Linked DNA regions of Homo sapiens: region 2 is linked to region 1. The links are chromatin contacts, found by POLR2A ChIA-PET in ENCODE. All regions are on one chromosome and are shown on one strand. Each heading gives the region's core, a stretch centred on a gene start or an enhancer-like site at or near the end of the contact. The rest is flanking DNA. Distances are from core to core; before and after follow the strand shown. Region 1 overlaps DNAH3 (dynein axonemal heavy chain 3). Region 2 overlaps CRYM (crystallin mu).

Region 1 (5,033 bases), core at 2,129-4,628:
GCTACTGTAAATTATGCTAAATGCTTCATATGTACCATTTCAGAAGCATTTGGGTCTTAACACATCCACATTTTTTGACTCATAAGGAAATTGGCAACATTGCTTTCTCTGGTCAGCCCCTTGAGTGAGCCTAACCCAAAGCACCCCTACCTCAAACTCAAATCCAATGTGGTCAATGGGGATGGTATATTTCCGGGCATAATTTTGAGAGACGCCAGTCAAAAAAGACTGTGTGAAGTAGAATCCAGAGATCCAAAATACCACAGGGGGCCCCTTGTCAATCCATTCCTGGAGAGCCACAGAAATCAAGATTCAAAATCAACAACACATCAAAGATAGTTCAAATGCAAGTAATGTAACGAGTACCATATAAAATATGTTTTTTCATATTTTTCTTGAAACAGCCCTCTTGGTTTAGCTTCTATCTTCCCACTTTTGAAATAAGGGTACAAAGAAATATATTTACACTTTAAGAAACGCCTAGGTACTACAAAAATTAGCCAGGCGTGGTGGTGGGCACCTGCAGTCCCAGCTGCTTGGGAAGCTGAGGCAGGAGAATCGCTTGAACCCAGGAGGCAGAGGTTGCAGTGAGCCAAGATCATGCCATTGCACTCCAGCCTGAGTGACAAGAGTGAAACTTCATCTCAAAAAAAAAAAAAAAAGCCCAGGTGCAAGCTGATATCAGGGATACAACAGAGAGTGGTGGGGACTGTAGCAGTGGAGAATATGTACCTTGTCTAAACTGAGCAGCTGCCACTCATCTCCAGCAATAGTCGCCATGCCATGCGAGAACGCAGGTGCATTGTTTCAGGTCTTCTATTTTTTGCAGTACAAACATCGGATTTTTATATGTAAAAAATCAATGTTTACATGCTGGCTCAAAAATGTTTAAATTACCAGGTAGCCAAACCAAACATAATTATTGTCCAAATCTATCTCATGAGCCACCAGTTTGTGACATTTTTTTTCTTTTTAGACGGAGTCTTGCTCTGTCGCCCAGGCTGGAGTGAAATGGCGTGATCTCGGCTCACTGCAACCTCTGCCTCCCAGGTTCAAGCCATTTTCCTGCCTCAGCCTCCCAGGTAGCTGAGACTACAGGCATAAGCCACTATGCCCTGCTGATTTTTTTGGTATTTTTAGTAGAGACGGGGTTTCACCATGCTGGCCAGGCTGGTGTCGAACTCCTGACCTCAAGTGATCCGCCTGCCTCGGCCTCCCAGAGTGCTGGCAATACAGATGTGAGCCACTGCGCCCGGCCGGCTATAATCTTTTCCAGGACTTTCAAGTCTCCCTCCTGCTTCTAACTCCAGGAAGACTGTTTCCAGAGGCTCAATCCAGGATGTTCTGTGGCTGCCTGCCCTCCTCCCCCTGCCTCTAGTCTGCCATTTCAGAATGTCCTCTCCACCTAAGCAAGCATGCCAGGTTCCCGGTTACCCCTGACTCCCAGGTACCTGGAAGAAGGTCAGGCGGGCCAGCAGGTCAGCCACGTAGCCCCCCAGAGGCTTCAGTGATGGGTAAGACTTGGCTGCCCACATGGCTGGCACTTTACCCACAAGCATGCTGTTAAAGACTTCCTCTAGCTCCGAGGACATCAGGACCTGTCCTTTGATGGCTCGGCCAAGATTGATGAGGCTCCTCCGAACCACTTTGGTCAGCCTGCAAGAACAGAGGAGCTGGCTGAGCTGGGCTCTCCGGTGGCCACATTCTACCCAAGTCCACTGACTGCTGTCCCCTTTAAAATGTCAGTTAATTAATGCACAGTCATTAAATGAGGAAAAATTAAATCACCCGTTACCTTGCTACCTAAAGATAACGTTGATGTATATCTTTCCAGATTTTTCTCTATGTGAACACAAATTATTTTTAATGAGATCATACTATATTATCTTTCCGTAATCTGTTTTTCTTTCTTAGCATATAGGAAACATCTTTCCAATTCAATAGAGACCTAAATTGTCCTTTTTTTCTTTTTTTTAGAGATGGGGTTTCACTCTGTCATTCAGGCTGGAGTAAGTAGTGAGATCAGAGCTCACTGCAGCCTCAAACTCCTGGGCTCAAGTGATCCTCCTGCCTCAGCCTCTGGAGTAGCTGGGACTACAGGTGTGCATCACCATGCCTGTCCTTTGTAACGACTGCAAAATGTTCCATTTTGTTTAACTATTCCTCTATTGTTGACGTGTTATTTCTAGATTGTTGTCACTATCAACAACATTGCTAGCAAAATTCATCCATCTCAATCTTTTTGCAAATTTTAAATTATTATTAAAAATATTTCTAGGTCAAAGAGCACGCACAGTTTTAAGGCTTTCAATTCATATTGTCAAAGTTGTTCTTTTTTTTTTTTTTTTTTTGAGACAGAGTCTTGCCCTGTCACCCAGGGAAGTGCAGTGGTGGAGTCATGGCTCACTGCAGCCTCGATCTCCCAGGCTCAAGGAATCCTCCCACCTCAGTCTCCTGAGTAGCTGGGACTACAGGCACATGCCACTATGCCCACCTGATTTTTTTTTAAGTAGAGACAAGGTCTCCCTATGTTGCCCAGGCTGGTCTCAAACTCCTAAACTCAAGTAATCCTCCCACCTCAGCCTCCCAAAGTGCTGGGATTACAGATGAGCTACCACGCCTGGCCAAAGGTCCTTTTTTATCGACTATAAGGTGCACGCCTGAGAAAAGGCAACTGAAGGGCAGCCTGGGAGATGTCAAATTCACCTGCCTCTCCCTCTGACCTTTATGTTACGAGGCCCAGCCAAGCCCGGAGGTAATTCACCTGAGGAGACCAAAGAATCTGCCACTACAAAGAGCTTTTCATCTCCAAAGCTTTATGGAATCTCAACTGAATGGACATGAGAATGATCACATGCAGGAAGAGGATTTCTGGATGTGTAACCACTAAACCATTGTATCAAGAGGAATGTAGCTGGGTGTGGGGGCTCACGCCTGTAATCCCAGCACTTTGAAAGGCAGAGGTGGGTGGATCACTTGAGGTCAGGAGTTTGAGACCAGCCTGGCCAACATGGTTAAACCCCGTCTGTACTAAAAATACAAAATTAGCTGAGCATGCGCGCCTGTAATTCCAGCTACTCAGGAGGCTGAGGCAGGAGAATCGCTTGAACCCAGAAGGTGGAGGTTGCAGTGAGCCGAGCTAAGATCACGCCATTGCACTCCAGCCTGGGCGACAAGAGTGAAACTCTGTCTCAATTAAAAAAAAAAAAAGGAATGTAAAATTCAGACATGTGTTTGCTAAGCAGTCAAGGGTAAAAGCTGCCATCTGAGGGATTACACCACAGACCTCTATTATACCTAAAGACCTACTTGCAAAGATTCTCTTTCTATTCTTGCAACTATGAGCTCTGCTAGTTTTAAGGTTTTAGTACCCAAGGAAAGAACACTTGCCCAGAAGACACAGTCACAGTTCCCCTGAAGCTGAACTGTCGCTGAATCATTCTGGGCTTCCTATATCACTGGGTGAAAAGGCAAAAAAAAAAAAAAAAAAGGGAAAGAAAAAAAATAGTGGGGAGGAACGTTAGAGTACTGCTTGAGATGATTAATCCTGACCATCATTGGAAAATAAGATTGCTTTCCCTGTTCTTTTTTTCTTTTGAGACAGGGTCTCATTCTCTTGCCCAGGCTGAAGTGCAGTGGCACAATCTTGGCTCACTGCAACCTCCACTTCCCAGGCCCAAGCAATCCTCCCTCCTCAGTCTCCTGAGTAGCTGGTTCTACAATGCCCAGATAATTTTATGTATTTTTGGTAGAGATGGGGTTTTGCCATGTTGCCCAAGCTGATCTCCAACTCCTGAGCAATCTGCCTGCCTCAGCCTCCTAAAGTGCTGGGATTACAGTGCTGGGTGGAGTGAGCCACGGCACCTGGCTTGCTGTCCTTTATAGAATGCCCAGTGGTGAAGGCCAGTGAAAGCCCCTGCAACCACCAAGAAAGAGCTCCAGTGGCCTTAGAGGAGAATGACAGCAGAGGAGGGAAGCCATTAGTTTTGGTGTCCAGTTGGACAGTCCAGGACTACAGTCCATCATGCCAAGGTGTCTCACAACAGAGGTGGCCTCGTCCTAGGCTCACACCCCATACCTTGCTTGGTCCCTGCTACGGCCAACTGCCTGTTGACTCTAAAGAGTAACCCTAGGCCGGGCACAGTGGCTTACACCTGTAATCCCAGCACTTTGGGAGGCCAAGGTGGGCGGATCACCTGAGGTCAGGAGTTCGAGACCAGCCTGGCCAACATGGCGAAATCCTGTCTCTACTAAAAGTACAGAAATTAGCTGGGCGTGGTGGCAGGCACCTGTAATCCCAGCTACTTGGGAGGCTGAGGCAGGAGAATCTCTTGAACCTGGGAGGTGGAGGTCGCAGTGAGCCGAGATCGCGCCACTGCACTCCAGTCTGGGTGACAAGAGTGAGACTCTGTCTCAAAAAAAAAAAAAAAAAAGTAACTTTAAAATTCAGGAAGCCTAACAACTCTCAAATAACACTCCTCCAGTCCCCTGGTCCTCTGGAATCAGGGCTGTCCTTAAAATGAAGCAGTGACCCAATGACACAGAATAGAGGCAGTAACACATGCAGTGTCTGGAGCAGCAAGACCTTGGTCTTGGAAGCAGAAGTGATAAGTTTTAGCCCACTTGGCTCTGAGTCACTTGAGACCTACATCAAATCACAGTCATCTCTGGACCTCAGTTTCCTCATCTGGCCTAGATGGTCTTTGATAACCCTTTCAGTTTTGACTATTCAAAAATCAAATCCAGGTGATCCCACTGGGCTCCATGCTGTAGTAACTGGAGAAGAGGACTAGAATACAAGGCCAGAGATCCTTGCCCCATGGCCAGCCTATAATACCCCTAACTGTGTGGTAGAGGCACTAGGATGAACGTCTCCCACCCCTTTCTAGATTTACCCAGATTTCACATATTGGATAAGTACACGGGCTCTGGAATCAGACTTAGTTCTGGGTTTAAACTGAGTTTTCCCGTTGAATGATTGAATAACTGAGCAACCTTGGGCAAGTCTTAACCCTTCTGAATCTCAGAGTTTT
Region 2 (5,812 bases), core at 1,717-4,216, 330 kb after region 1:
GTTGGCTTTTGAAGCCAGCCCAGGGAATTCCTGAATTGGATAAGAGATAAATTTGATTAAAAAAAAAAAAAAAAAGAGAGAGATCCTTTGTACACTGAATGATATTAGGGAGGAGGCTGGCCCCGAAATCCTTTTGGGGTGGCATTTGCTTTTGTGATACCATAAACACAGAGATTCGAGTTGGTGCTCAGGGAGCTGTCCTGCCAAGATCATTGTGTCAGTGAGGAAATAGACATGCTGTTATCTGAACATGCATGCCAGCAGCTCCCTTCTTGTTTTATGCTGATTATAACCGTAAAATGAGGCCAGAAGGTGGGCAACACAGTCTTATCATGTTGGCCACATTGGGAAGGTTTCCAGGCTGCAAGAAGCTTCCAATCCCACTTCTTTAGAGGACAGCCCAGCAAAAAAATAAAATCCACTGAGCTTCTCCTTCCAGGAACACACATGTCACCACCCATAATGCCCATATTTTTCTGGAATGGAATTAAAGAGGGTTGCAAAATGTTTAGGAGCTCCTTCCCCTACAAGGAGGTGGGGTGGCTGAGGTCTGGAGCAGACCAAACTGGAAGGGAAGTTAATGAAACCCTGGGATCCAGGTGAGGCCAGCCAGGTGGCAGCCCTGACTGGGGTCAGAAGGGCCTCACCCCTGACAGCAGGACATCTCCAGACTCCTTCAGGGCAGCCTCCTGGGAATCCACGTACAGCACAGCTTCTTTCATGAGCTCATCATCCAGTTCTCTCCAGTCAGGTCTGCTGGCTCCAACAGCTAAGAGACAGCAAAACAGACCTTAAGCCCAGGATTAGTGCCAAAGGCTGCTAAGAAGCCCAAAGCACAGGAGAGAGGTGAACAAAGGACTCGTGAACACACTCAGATTCAAAATACCCCCTCATTCCCCAGGCCATGCTCTCCCAATCAGTAGGACGAAATACTTATTAAGAAATAGGCCAGGTGTGGTGGCTCACACCTGTAATCCCAGCACTTTGGGAGGCTGAGGCAGGCAGATCACTTGAAGCCAGGAGTTTGAGACTAGCCTGGCCAACATGGTGAAACCCTGTGTCTACTAAAAATACAAAAAATTATCCAGGCGTGGTGGCTCACACCTGTAGTCTTTGCTACTCTGGAGGCTGAGGCATGAGAATTGCTTAAACCTGGGAGGCGGAGGTTGCAGTGAGCCAAGATCATGCCACTGCACTCCAGCCTGGGCAACAGAGTGAGGCTCCATCTCAAAAAAACAAACAAACAAACAAAAAAAACTACCTACCATTTTGCCTTTCTATTCTATATCCCACCTCATTGCTAAAAGATTTTGAGACGACATAGCATTCATTTACAGGGTGTCTACTCTCTGTGGGATGTTTTGCACGTACTATTTATGGTTCTCGCAAGTACATTTCAAAGTCTGGTTCTCACTTAACAGATGCACGAATGGAGGCTCAAAGAAGTGAAGGTGTTTGCCAAGGTTAAGGATCTGATGGGTGAATCCAGGTCTGAGAGAGCACCTAGGCGCTCACACCTCTTCTGCTTAACAGGAACACCTTCCTCACAAAAATCCCGAAACAGAGACATCACTTGGTGCTTATTCACACCTCACTCTCCTCTTGATCTCCATCATTCCCATTCCTCACCCTCAACCAGTTCTTTTAATATCTATTTTTTTCTTTTTGGAGAGAGGGTCTCACTCTGTTGCCCAGGCTGGAGTGTAGTGGTGCAATCAGAACTCACCACAGGCTGGGTGCAGTGGCTCATGCCTGTAATCCTAACACTCTGGAAGGCTGAGGTGGGTGGTTCACTTGAGGTCAGGAGTTCAAGACCAGCCTGGCCAACATGGTGAAACCCTGTCTCTACTGAAATACAAAAATTATCTGGGCATGGTAGCACACGCCTGTAATCCCAGCTACCTGGGAGGCTGAGGCAGGAGAATCTCTTGAACCTGGGAGTTGGAGGTTGCAGCGAGCCAAGACTGCGCCACTGTGCTCCAAACCAGGCGACAGAGTGAGACTCCATCTCAAAAAACAAACAAACAAAAACTCACCACAGCCTCAAACTCCTGAGCTCAAGTGATCCTCCCGCCTCAGCCTCCCAAACTGTTGGGACCACAGACGCCTGCCACTATGCCCCTTTCCCTCTCCTCACCCCCGGTTCTCTCTTAACTCATGACAAAAGAAAAAAAACAACAACAACAAAAACTCAGTGTCAGGGTCATGGAGAAGTCTCGTCAGAAAGAAAACTGGCTCCGTCCTGGCCCTGAACTGTCACATCCTCTATGGAGTCCAGGACCAGAATGATGAATCCAAGGTGTCACGCCCCCTGGCACCAGGACACAGGAGAATGCAGAGGCTGCCACCAAATGCCTGCAAGGCCAGGGAGGTAATGAAAATGAACAAAGCTGGTCAGAGGGACTGGATTAGATGTGGTGGAGACTGAGGGGCGGGGAAGCCAGCAGGCCCTTCCGAAGGGGACAGTCATTGTTCAGCTCCAGCTAATCATTACCACGTGTGAATGTAGATCCACTGTTACCAGATATGCCCCAGTTGTTTTCTTAGAAGAGAAACAGGAAATCTATTTGCATATGTCACTCCTTGAGTTTTAGATTACTCTATGGTCCAAACCAAACACATCTGCTGGCTGGATCCAGCCCCTGGCTGGCTAGTCTTTGAAAACTGCTATAAAGCCTTATACAAATATAAGACAGCATTTATATGCCTTCTTCCACTGCCGCCCCGTTTTCTCCCTTTGTTCCCTCCCGTTCTGTTCTCCCTCATTCTAATTTCCAAAGAGAGTTGTGTAAAAATGTCCATCTTGAAGGTTGTTTGTGCGGAGAGTTCTATAGAACAAAAGCACTAGCTTAAGGAAGCTTGTAAATAAATCATAAGCTGGTGGGAACAAAACCCCCGTTTCTCAGGCCACTCCTTCTCACTGGACTATTTCCCCTGCACAACCACTGCTTATGAGCCGGGCGAGTTCTCAAAGGGTTGTGTGAGGTCACTCAGGCGGATGGAGGTGGGCCAGGCAGTAAAGAGAGAGAAGCCTGACTCAAACAAGGCTCTGGCTTGGTTGTGATGGGGCTAAATGAGTGAGGGTCGCAGACAGGCTTGACAGGGTGTGGGGGCAGGAGGAGGGAGGCATGGGGCAGGGTGGAACTGGGCCTGTCCCTCCGCTGAGCTGTAAACTAAGTAAAATCTGTTGTTGGTATTTCCCTGTTGTCTGCGCTTGTGACACATTTTTCTTAAATGTATGTGTTGCCTCTGTGAACACATAAACCAATTTTGTCCCTGGGCCAGGAAAACAGAAGAGATGCCTTGACTCAAAATCAAGTCAGCCCTTCCTGGAGAATGATTCCAAGTGAGAGAGGGATCCAACATAAGGGAGATTGTCTGTGGCTGGATGTGAGGATGGAGAGTCCATATGGTGGGAAATTTGGGTCATCTCTGGGAGCTGAGAATGGCCCCAAGGAAAGGGGCTCCCCCCATCCTCCAGTGTAAGGAACTGAATCCTGCCACACCATGGGAGCCTGGAAGAGGACCCCCGAGCATGAGATGAGATTGCAGCCCGGATGTTGCCCAATTTCTTTTTTGTGAGACTTTGCACAGAGGATCCAGCTACCCACACCCAGTCTCCTGAACCACGGGAACTGTGAGATGATAATAATGTGTTGTTTTAAGCTGAAAAAAAAATCAAGTCCATCTTTCTGAAGATGCAGCCTTGGAAACCCATTTCACCATGAACTGGTTCCTTTTGATTTCCCAGGTCCTTCCAGAAATGGTCTTATTGTCCATAAACTCAGCCCTGACTTACCTCTTACCCATTCCCTGGACCCAGTCTGACCACCAGTCCCATGCAGCCTGAGACTTTCAAATTACTTTGATCCATTCCTCAAACACGCCATGTTCGCTTCCACACTCAAGGCCTTTGCATCTGCTGTGCCCTCTACCCTGAATGCCTTTCCTTCAGCTCTTGGCATGGCTGCTCTTCCTCCTCATTCAGGTCACAGCTCAAAAAACACATCTTAGAGAGCTTCTCAGATAACCCTATTGAAAACACCTCTCTCTGCTTCTACCTTCCACCTCCACCACCAGCCTCTATCACCCAGGGCCTTGTTCTTTCCGGTCTCATCTTTAGCCAGAACGATCTAGTTCCTCTATGTGTTTGTTTGTTGTCTATCTCTCCTCACTGAAATTAACCACCATGAAACCAGTGACCTTGACTGCCTGGTTATTGTGGCATCCCTGGCATCTAGAATAGTGCCTGGCACACGGTAGAGATTCAGTCAGCATGTATGATTGAATGCGTCATCATTTGACTTGGCTCTCGCCGGCTCATCTGCCCACGTGTGCAAAGCTCTTAGCTTCTGAGTTCACACCATGTGCTTGTCACTAAAACACAGGGCACCAAGACCATCTTTAAATCCTCTAAAATTTGCCTGCTCTGCTCACCAGAATCCAGTCTTCCTGTTGGAAGGCAATCATGAGTATCATTTAAAGCTTGGACTCTGAGGATAGAGTGCCTCCGTTCAAATCCCAGCTCTGCCATCAAGAACCTCTGATTTTGGGCTTGGCACAGTGGCTCACGCCTGTAATCCCAGCACTTTGGGAGGCTGAGGCGGGTGGATCATTTGAGGTCAGGAGTTCGAGACCAGCCTGGACAATGTGGTGAAACCCCATCTCTACTAAAAATACAAAAAAATTAGCTGGCATGGTGGCGTGTGTCTGTAATCTCAGCTACTCGGCAGGCTGAGGCAGGAGAGTCACTTAACATGGGAGGTGGAGGTTGCAGTGAGCTGAGATCATGCCACTGCACTCCAGCCTGGGTGACAGAGTGAGACTCCATCTCAAACAAACAAACAAACAAACAAACAAAAACTTGTGACTTTGGAAAAGTTATATAATTTCTCCATGCCTTGGTTCATCCCCCTATAAAATGTTTATGATAATAGTTCCTGCCTCATAAGTTGGTTATAAGTATTAAATGACATTATACATAGAATAATGTCATTTAATATACAAAGAATTATACAAAGAATTCATGACAGCACCTGCAGTAGTATTAGATGTAGACCAGCTCTTGCTATAACACCCAGGGCCATCTGAAGGTCTACAGAGGCCCCAGGCACCCTCATGTCTAGAGCCCCCTCTCCTGCCCCTCATCCTATCACACATATTAAAAAGCATATACATGTCACATAAAAAATTACAGTACAAAAGAAATTTAAAGGTTTATAATTCTTAGTGTTAAGAAAAAGTGACTCATTTGGCCTTTCTGATTTAAATTTCATCACATTTTAGAATTGAGCTGTGAATTACCATTTGCCATAATTTTACATGTTATGGTCAGGCGTAGTGGCTCATACTTGTAATCAGTCGCAGCACTTTGGGAGGCTGAAGTGGGTAGAGTGCTTGAGGCCAGGAGTTCGAGACCAGCCTGGCCAACATGGTGAAACCTTGTCTCTACCAAAAATTACAAAAAATTAGCTGGGCATGGTGGCACATGCCTGTAGTCCCAGCTACTCGGGAGGCTGAAGTGGGAGAATCGCTTGAACCCAGGAGGCAGAGGTTGCAGTGAGCTGAGATCTCGCCACTGCACTCCAGCCTGAGCGACAGAGTGAGACCCTGTCCCAAAAAAAGAAAAAAAACTTACATTTTATAGAACATTAAATATTCTTTAGTTTCAGGTTTGTAATTTCCCTTTTACATTTCTTGGAGCAAATATTGTTTGTTTGTTTTTTAAGACAGAGTCTCTCTCTGTTGCCCAGGCTAAAGTGCAGTGGCACAATCTTGGCTCACTGCAACCTCTGCCTCCTGGGTTCAAGCC

What was found. ChIA-PET counts read pairs that join two places held with the same protein, here RNA polymerase II (POLR2A).
Region 2: POLR2A ChIA-PET joins it to region 1 with 20 read pairs in A673. The contact joins two enhancer-like sites. POLR2A ChIA-PET finds 5 or more read pairs at or near these places in 2 of 52 experiments (A673 and activated B cell).

Annotation. Positions count from the first base shown.
Region 1 is chr16:20,935,198-20,940,230 of GRCh38, forward strand. It overlaps DNAH3 (dynein axonemal heavy chain 3), which reads right to left. Exons shown (of 62, transcript NM_001347886.2): 60 at 1,452-1,656; 61 at 151-288. Among named protein-coding and RNA genes, the nearest start is that of LYRM1, 37 kb to the left of the region's middle. Within about 2 kb of position 3,379, at least 2 of the 41 ENCODE cell types and tissues checked have a DNase peak (open chromatin) inside an H3K27ac peak, as active enhancers do.
Region 2 is chr16:21,261,390-21,267,201 of GRCh38, forward strand. It overlaps CRYM (crystallin mu), which reads right to left. Exons shown (of 8, transcript NM_001376256.1): 6 at 648-769. Among named protein-coding and RNA genes, the nearest start is that of CRYM, 14 kb to the right of the region's middle. RefSeq lists an enhancer at 2,633-2,692. Within about 2 kb of position 2,967, at least 9 of the 41 ENCODE cell types and tissues checked have a DNase peak (open chromatin) inside an H3K27ac peak, as active enhancers do.